2 separate regions of the Homo sapiens genome follow, and region 1 is linked to region 2. A link is a loop called in an ENCODE intact Hi-C map of the cell type or tissue named here. Cell type or tissue: K562. All regions are shown on one strand. Each heading gives the region's core, and the rest is flanking DNA. Links, peaks and the distances in the headings are about the cores only.

The links. A loop is a pair of places that touch in the nucleus more often than their neighbours do. Peaks named below come from ENCODE experiments on the same cell type or tissue, not always from the same donor. Only the 100,000 strongest peaks of a DNase experiment are listed, where the experiment ranks them.
Region 1: it touches region 2 in a loop (3.0-fold over the local background); 3 of 110 quality-filtered maps call a loop at or near these places.

The regions. Positions count from the first base shown.
Region 1 is chr2:74,595,430-74,599,967 of GRCh38, forward strand. The region is part of intron 4 of M1AP (meiosis 1 associated protein); the gene reads right to left. Among named protein-coding and RNA genes, the nearest start is that of DOK1, 43 kb to the left of the region's middle. In K562, for the core only: no CTCF peak of the experiment used is centred there; no DNase peak of the experiment used is centred there.
Region 2 is chr2:74,657,514-74,661,762 of GRCh38, forward strand. It overlaps SEMA4F (ssemaphorin 4F), which reads left to right. Exons shown (of 14, transcript NM_004263.5): 3 at 52-111; 4 at 340-438. Among named protein-coding and RNA genes, the nearest start is that of SEMA4F, 5.4 kb to the left of the region's middle. In K562, for the core only: no CTCF peak of the experiment used is centred there; a DNase peak (open chromatin) is centred at 2,158; H3K27me3 peaks cover 937 bases.

The DNA of each region.
Region 1 (4,538 bases), core at 289-4,288, 62 kb before region 2:
CAGCCTTGACCTTCCAGGCTCAAGTGATCCTCCTGTCTCAGCCTCCCGAGTAGCGGGGATTATAGGTGCACACTACCATGCCAGGCTAATTTTTGTATTTTTTGTAGAGATGGGGTTTCATCATGTTGCCCAGGCTGCTCTTGAACTCCTGAGCTCAAGTGATCTGCCTGTCTTGGCCTCTCAAGGTGCTGGGATTGTAGGCTAAAAGCAAAGATTTCAACACTTTTCTTGTGGAGTTTATGTAGATGTAATACACATGACAATTATAACATGAAAGATAGTGTATGTGAATGGGAGCAGTAAATGGACTTAATAGCAAGTTTTCTATATTTTACATGAAATGGTACTATATATATTAATTCTGAGTAGGCTGTAAAAGAGTTTTTAAAATACATTTTAATTCCCACAAGGTCTTTGCATTTTATGTGAATATTGTAATCCTGAAGTTTCTACATTTTATATTAAATGGTATTATATTGACTCTAAGTAGACTGTAAAAAGTTAGGTATATATACTGTAATCCATAGAGAAACCAGAAAAAATGCAAAGATGAATGGCTAAATGACAATAGATAAATTAACATGAAATTGAAAAATATTTAAATAATCCAAAAGAAAGCAGGAAAGCAAGGAAGAAAGATGAAAAACAGGACAAACAGAAAATAAAATGGTAGACCTGAGTCCAACTATATGAATATGTATGGTAAATGTTAATGGACTCTACATTCTAAATAAAAGCCAGAGATGATCAGAATAGACATAAAGCAAGACCCAGCTATATGCTGTCTATAAGAGAGAGACTTTAAGTATAAAGACATAAATGAGTTGAAAGTAAATGGATGGGAAAGGATGAACCATAAAAACAGTAAGATGGCGGGGCGCGGTGGCTCACGCCTGTTATCCCAGCACTTTGGGAGGCTGAGGTGGGTGGATCATGAGGTCAGGAGATAGAGACCATCCTGGCTAACATGGTGAAACCCTGTCTCTACTAAAAATACAAAAAATTTGCCGGGCGTGGTGGCGGGCACCTGTAGTCCCAGCTACTCAGGAGGCTGAGGTAGGAGAATGGTGTGAACCTGGGAGGTGGAGCTTGCAGTGAGCCGAGATCACGCCACTGCACTCAAGCCTGGGCAAAAGAGCGAGACTCCATCTCAAAAGAACAACAACAACAACAACAACAACAACAACAAACAGTAAGACCCAAGATAAATGAAAACATATATCCACACAAAGATTTGTGTACAGACATTCATAGCAGCTTTCTTCACAATAGTCAAAAACTGGAAACAATAGAAATATCCATTAATACATAAATGTTTAAACAAAATATGACACATTCATGCAATATACCACTACTCAGCAATAAAAAGAAAACGCACTACTGATATAAACAACATAGCTGAATCTCAAAATCTGAATTAAAAAATATAAACACAAAAGGTGTGTGTACTTTAGGATTCCACCTACACAAAATACAGACTAACCTACAGACAAAAAGCAGTTAAGTGGTCTTACCTGGGGCTGGAGGGATGGATGGAGTGTAAAGGGGAAAGAAAAATCTTTTTTGAGGATGAGGGAAATGTTCTGTATATTGATCGTGATGATGATTTGTGGGCATATACATCGGTCAAAATTCACTGAATTGTATACTTCGAATGGATGCAACTTATGGTATGTAAATTATTCCCCAATAAAGGAAGGAAAGGAAAAATTTTTTAAATTTCAATTTTTAAATACTTTTAGATTTTCTACTGAACTCAAAAAATTATTTAACTCAAGTTTAAAGAGAAAAATCTGCCATTTTTCTGAGACCATGGCTTCTGTTAATGAAATAAACAAATGTCTCTCTGTGTTAAAAATCTTTAGGTAATAAATACAACAGTGGTTCTAATTTAGTCTTAATGTCAGAGGGAAATGACTTTAATGCAGTTATCAAAGGCAGACACAATGAACAGCTGTGTTTTCTGGTCTATTTTCTAAGACACTGAAAGGGAGAAAATCAGTATCTGTTCTGACAATTGCACTGAAGCATAGAAGAGGCTACCCACCCCACCCCCAGCCCTTTTTTCTGGCATTCTTTAGGAAGCAATGAATCTTTATCTTCTATGTTTGGGTTGTTAACATTTGGTGTTTCCTGAGAACACATATGGAGAAAATACCTTCCCAAAAGAGCTTGACATTGATCCCTGGCAAAGTCTAGGAGGAAATATTAAACAGATGGTTTGCGAGCACTTAGAAAGGGAACCTGATATCCTTGTGTATGACTGAGAGATGTAGACTAGTTGCCAGCATCATTAGGTTGATTTGTAATTGGCTGAATGACTTACATACCCAGTGAGTGCAGACTGCTGTCAACCTGCACAGATGCCCTGTGGATGCCAAAGTTATTGATCTCAGTGGCTATTTTAGTTTTGACATATTTATTACTTAGTCATTCTTCACAAAACTATTGTAAAACTTTTATTGTATGCCAATAAATACATGCAATAAAAATGTAAGCTATGAAGCATAACAACAAAAGTGAACACTCACAAATCCTTTATTTAACTTCAGATGTAGAACATCATCAATACTCCTGAGATATCTGCATGCTTTTCCCTAATCTTCTCCAGAAATCTTGCCACGTTGACTTTTATTTTTATAATTTCTTTCTTTTTAAAAGTAGTTTTGTAGCTGGATGCGCTGGCTCACACCTGTAATCCCAGCACTTTGGGAGGCCAAGGTGGACAGATCACTTGAGGTCAGGAGTTCAAGACCAGCCTGGCCAACATGGTGAAACCCTGTCTCTACTCAAAATACAAAAATTAGCTGGGTGTGGTGGTGTGCACCTGTAATCCCAGCTACTCAGGAGGCTGAGGCAGGAGCATGGCTCGAGCCTGGGAGGCGGAGGTTGTGGTGAGCCGAGACTGCGCCACCGCACTCCAGCCTGGGTGACAGATCGAGACTCCATGTCAATAAATAAATAAATAAATAAATAAATAAATAAAAGTAGTTTTGTTACTTTAAATAACACTTTATAATTTTAGTTTTGAGCTTTATAAATAAGTATCATATAGTATACACCTCTATCTGCTTTTTTCTCAATATTGAAAAGATGCATTCACATTGTTATTTACAGCTGTGGACCATTCATTTTCAAAAATGTATGATATTCCACCAAACATTCCTTGTAATATTTATTCTGTATATCAACTTTTTTTTTTTTTTTTTTTTTGAGACAGAGTCTTGCTCTGTCATCCAGGCTGGAGTGCAGTGGTGTGATCTTCATTTATTGTGGCCTTGACCGCCCGGGCTCAAGTCTCCTGTCTCAGCATCCTGAGTAGCTGGGACTGCAGGTGCATGCCACCATGCCTGGCTAATTTTGTTTATTTTTTGTAGAGATGAGGTCTCACTATGTTGTTCAGGCTGATCTTGAACTCCTGGGCTCAAGTGATCCTCCTGCCTTGGCCTCCCAAAGTGCTAGGATTATAGGCATGAGCCACCACACCCAGCCATTTTCATGTATACTTTGATGAACAGAAATTCTTCATTTTAATGTAGTTATACTTATCAATCTTTTATTATATGGGCTGGGCACGGTGGCTCATGCCTGTAATCCTAGCACTTTGGTAGGCCGAGGTGGGCGGATCACCTGAGGTCAGGAGTTCGAGATCAACCTGGCCAACATGGTGAAACCCTGTCTCTACTAAAAATACAAAAAATTAGCTGGGCATGGTGATGCACACCTATAATCCCAGCTAGTTGGGAGGCTGAGGCATGATAATTGCTTGAACCCAGGAGGTGGAGGTTGCAGTGAGCTGAGATCATGCGACTGCAGTCCAGTTTGAGTGACAGAGACTCTGTCAAAAATCTTTTATTTTATGATTAGCAAACTTTATGTCTTATTTAGGAAATGCTTCTTCCTCTTCCCCAACCCTTGTCATGAAAATTTTCTCCTATGCTTTTTTTTTTAAAGTTTTACATTTTACTTTTCACATTGAAGTCTTTAATCCATCTAAAAACATTATTATAAATGGTGTGAGGTAGGAATATTTTTTCCTATATGGAATATTGATAGTTTCAATATGACTTAATGGCTAAATCCACCCTTTTCACACTGCTCTGCCATGTCAGCCAAGCCACATATCAAGTTTTCATGTGGCTGTTTCTGGACTTCTCTAATCCATTCCAGTTTGGACAATTTGTCTATTCCTATGTAAATATGACACTATCTTAATTAGAATAGCTTTATAAACCATCTAAACATCTGGTAAGGCAAACCCCTGGCCCTAATATGTATCTTTACTTCTAAAATATAGAATACATATATTCTAGAATATATATTCTCTCTCTATATATAATACACACACACAGACACACACACACGAATCAGCTTGTCAAGTTCATCTAAAAACTCTGACAGGATTTTTTTTTTTTTTTAAAGAGGTGGAGTCTTGCTCTCACCCAGGCTGGAGTGCACTGATGCGATCATAGCTTACTATAACTTTAAACTACTGAGCTCAGGAGATACTTCCTCCTCAGCGTGCCTAAACTTTTTTG
Region 2 (4,249 bases), core at 1-4,000:
GAGTTTGATGTTAGGGGAATCTGGGTGAAATGATCACTTCTCCTTTCTCAGATTGACTGGATGGTTCCTGAGGCTCACAGACAGAACTGTAGGAAGAAAGGCAAGAAAGAGGTAGGTGTAAATCTGAGCCCTGTCTTGAGTGTCAGTTGAGACCTTGGCCCAGCCCTGACTCTCAGTCCCCTGTAATGCTTCCATACCAATGGGCCCAGGCAGAGACTCTAACACCATGCCATCACCCATCATCTCTGATCCCAAAGCTGCATCTAACTGTCCTGACGTTACCTTACCCTTCCTCGTACCTGCTGCTTCTGATTCTTTCTAACCGTCTCTGACCCCCAGGACGAATGTCACAATTTTGTCCAGATTCTCGCCATTGCCAATGCCTCTCACCTCCTCACTTGTGGCACCTTCGCTTTTGATCCGAAGTGCGGGGTTATTGTGAGTGACGGTGTGGGAGGAGAGGGAGAGGGTGCCTGCACCAGTGTGAGTTACTTGGGGTGGTGGTGGGAGGATGGGAAGGGTTTTCTGTGAGCGACCATGATGGGGGCATGGTCAAGGCAACCATTGTGCATGATAAGCATTGGGTGTAGGGGCTGTCCTCATGGGATGAGGGTATGTGTAAGCCACTGAGGGAGGGAAAGGGAGGTTGTCTGGAGAGGGTAAGATATACAAAGTGTGAAGAGAGACATAGTGGGATAGTTAAGGAAGTTAGGGATGCTGGTTGGGCTGGGGAAACAACAAATCCAGGGAGAGACTTCAGAAACCAGAAACTCATGTTTCCCTTGCCCTGTGTATGCTTTGTCCAGGCAGCCTGTGTCCATTTCTTAATTAGTACAGCCCATTGCCTGTTTCTTCCTTTCACAGCATGTGACTGTCTCTTACCACCTTCTCCTACTTCCACTGCCAACCTCATTGTATATGGGCTGTGAGTCTCTCCTCTCATGGCTTCTGATGTCACTTCCACTAATGTAATATCTGCTGGCCCCATATTCTGGATCTTGCCTTCAGGGCGGGCACTCTGTCAATCATGTTTTCTTATAGATCCTGTTTATTGCTGCTGAAGGCCTGGACATCACCAGCCTCAAACACAGGCAGGCTTGGGACATGTGTATCCTAATCACATCTAGGCTAGTCATGATCTCTGGGACTGATGACTGTTTCTGAATTCTCAGCTTTTCCCATCTGTTACACAGTAGTCAGCACTGGTCTTTTGGCAGCTCACATTTGTGACAAGCCCCTGGCGTGAGTCAGAAGCCTCACATATCCTTTATATCCAGTGGCTTCTCTTTCTGCTCTGTAGAGCAATAGGAGGGAGTATAACTGCTCCCTTTTTTGACCTCATCCTTAACTGTAGATCTTGTCTTGACTCTTCTGCAGTCCTCAGTAATCCCTGCCACCTGGATCAAGTCAGTGTGTATCTCTAAACCCCTCTTTGTTACATACCACCCTCATATCTCTGGCTTAGGATGCTAATCATAATCATATGCATGATTGCTCCAGTTAGTCCCCCTGGGCTGCCTTGGGGTGGGTTGGACTTATGTTAAGTCCTTTTCATAATGCAGGTGATACACACTCCCTACCAGCATCTGGATAGCTCCCTCATTCTGGAAAGGTTCGCAGTTCAGGGTGTTGGTGAAAATCTCTGTATTCCCTCAGGTAACATTGAGGTCTAATTTCCCTACAGTTCTCCTTAAGTTTATAAGGTAGCAATGGTACTGCCATTGCCATATTTGTCCTTTTCCATTCTGCCAGGCTTGGGGATCCCATGGGTATGAATCCCAGAGCCATGGCTTATAGACAGTGTGATTGTTCTAAGTTAGTCTCCTAGGGCCTTTAATTCTTCCTTGTTTCTCTGAGGTGGGACTCTAGTGGTTGTTACATAAGGTATCTAGACAGAAAATGTTCTTTCTGGACATACCTGTCAGGATTGGTGTGACTTGGATGCCTATCTCTTCTTGAGGAACATCAGCAATGAAGAGTGAAGCCAGGGGTCTGTGTCCTGAGCTCCCAAGAATTCAGCTCTTTTCCTGAACTCTCCTGTCTAGCAGGCTTATGAAATGAGGGCCCATCCTTTGGTCAAGGCTTGTTTGAAGGAGAATATAGAGACTAGCCGCAAGAGGTCAACTCTGGTAACCCTTTGAGCCACATCCTGTCTGCTCTGTAGACGTTTTGAAAGTTCTCTTCTGCCTTAACCTGTCTTATCCTACTACCCAGCAGCCCCAGTCTGCTTGACCAAGTTCTTCCTTTATCCTCACTGCTGAACCTCTCATGTCCTAGACTGATGACTTTGAGACTGTATATAAACAATTATCTGAGAGCTTTGTTCCAGACATAGCAACTTGATCAAAGTTGATTGTGGAGAAATGAAGGTTCTTACATAAAGGAAATTCCAGCATTGGATCTAAGGGCTCCCACTGTGGAGTGCTGTCCTTCAGTGATAGCTCATTGGACATTGGAGGAAAATATCCTAATTTGTTTTGTTGAGGGACCTCTAGCAGTTAACAGAGAAAAATGTTAGACTTCTAACAACAACAACAACAAACAGCAACAATGACAACCATTCAGTTGAGTGTCTGCTCTGATGAAGACTTGGTATTAGGTACTTTACATTAAGGATTAAGTTTAATTCTTATCACCACATCATGATATTTAGGTATTATTTCCATTTTACAAGTAATGAAACTGAAGTTCAGAGAAATTAAGTATTGTCTCTAAGACTGAATAGCTAGCAGAGGCAGAACCAAAATTTAAACCTGTGTTTGTCTCTGGCTCTGTTCCACTATCCTGTCCCTCTAGTCTAGCCTGCAGCCCAGAAGACCTTATCTGTCTTCAATTTCTTGTGGCATTTGATGTGTTTCATGTACTAGGAACCATCTTTCTTTTCTTTGCTTTTTTTCTTAGCCACCTGGGAAAGGTCCTTCCTATGCCTTAAACTCCTCTTGGCCAAGGCCAAAGGACCAGTTCCAACCCATAGCTCAGAGAGAGCCTTCCTGTCCAGCTCCAGCTTTCAGCTTCAGGGACTTTGCTTTACCACAGCTGATTCTCAGAGACTATGCTGCTGACTAACACAATGATGATACAATGAAGAATCTCAACATTCAGATAGATAATATAGTGGAGTGGTCATGTCTCTTTCAGACCCGAGTTAAATGTCATTTTGACCATGCAATAATCATAACCTATCTAGTTAATAGGAGGCTCACCTCTTCAAAGGTTAGAAACCTGGATGATATGATGATGCTGCTGGGGAAAACTGAAAAAGAACTAGTTTCAACATATTGAGTTTTAAGGGGCAGATAGGAAATCTCTGTGAGGAAGTCCAGCAGTCAAATAAAAATATGGGCTAGAGTTTAGAAGATATCAGATTTGGAGAGTTTGGGGAATGATTTGCATAGAATATCTGGCTGGAAAGAATGAATGAGATCTTTGAAGCATATGTGAAAGCTACTAAAGGTGGATTCTTAGGATACACATGTGGGAGCTAGAAAGAAGAAGAAGGAAATGGAGAAATAACAGATAGGAGGGATTCCAGAAGGGCAGAGTTTCAGGAGAGTCAAGGAATAGAATATTTCAAGGAAGGGAGTGAGTCAAAAGTATCAAATGGTGCATAAGGGTTAAAGAGAATGAGAACTGAGAAAAAGTTCATCCCTTTAGTCCTTGGAGAAATGTAAGGCAGTAGTTATAGGCATAGAAAACATTATTTGTCTTCCAGGAATAACAGGTGATCTGGTTTGGATAGAACAAAGGTCATTTTGAAAAGTAGTTGAAAATAAGTAGGTTTGGCTGATGAGGTTGTACTCCAGGCAATGGTGGACTATTTTCTCATTCTCTTGCACAAAAAGTTATTATTAAGTCAGTGACCAATACTTCAGATTAATCTTGGGTGGGTATTAGAATAACTTGGTTGGTGGGGGTGGCTAGATGATGTGGAGAAAGGAGTTTACTGCCATGGTTTAGGTGAGAGGTAAGAAGGGAAGCAGCAGCAGGTAAGTACCACATCTCTAGAGTGCCCAACCATCTTGTTAATCTCTCACCAAACCCATCTTTCTTCTCAGGTGAGGATGCTCCCACTGTCACACAGCTGGAGTGCTGTGCCTCTGTGGAGTCCTCCATTCCAGCAGACTCTTCTGACCCAGCATTCCGTTTTTGGGGACTTCAAAAGTTTTAACAGGCCTTCTTCCAGACTCTCAGTAAAATAGAATCTTGTTTGCCATCTAGAACAAGAGATGAGTAATCGGAGTGGGCCAGT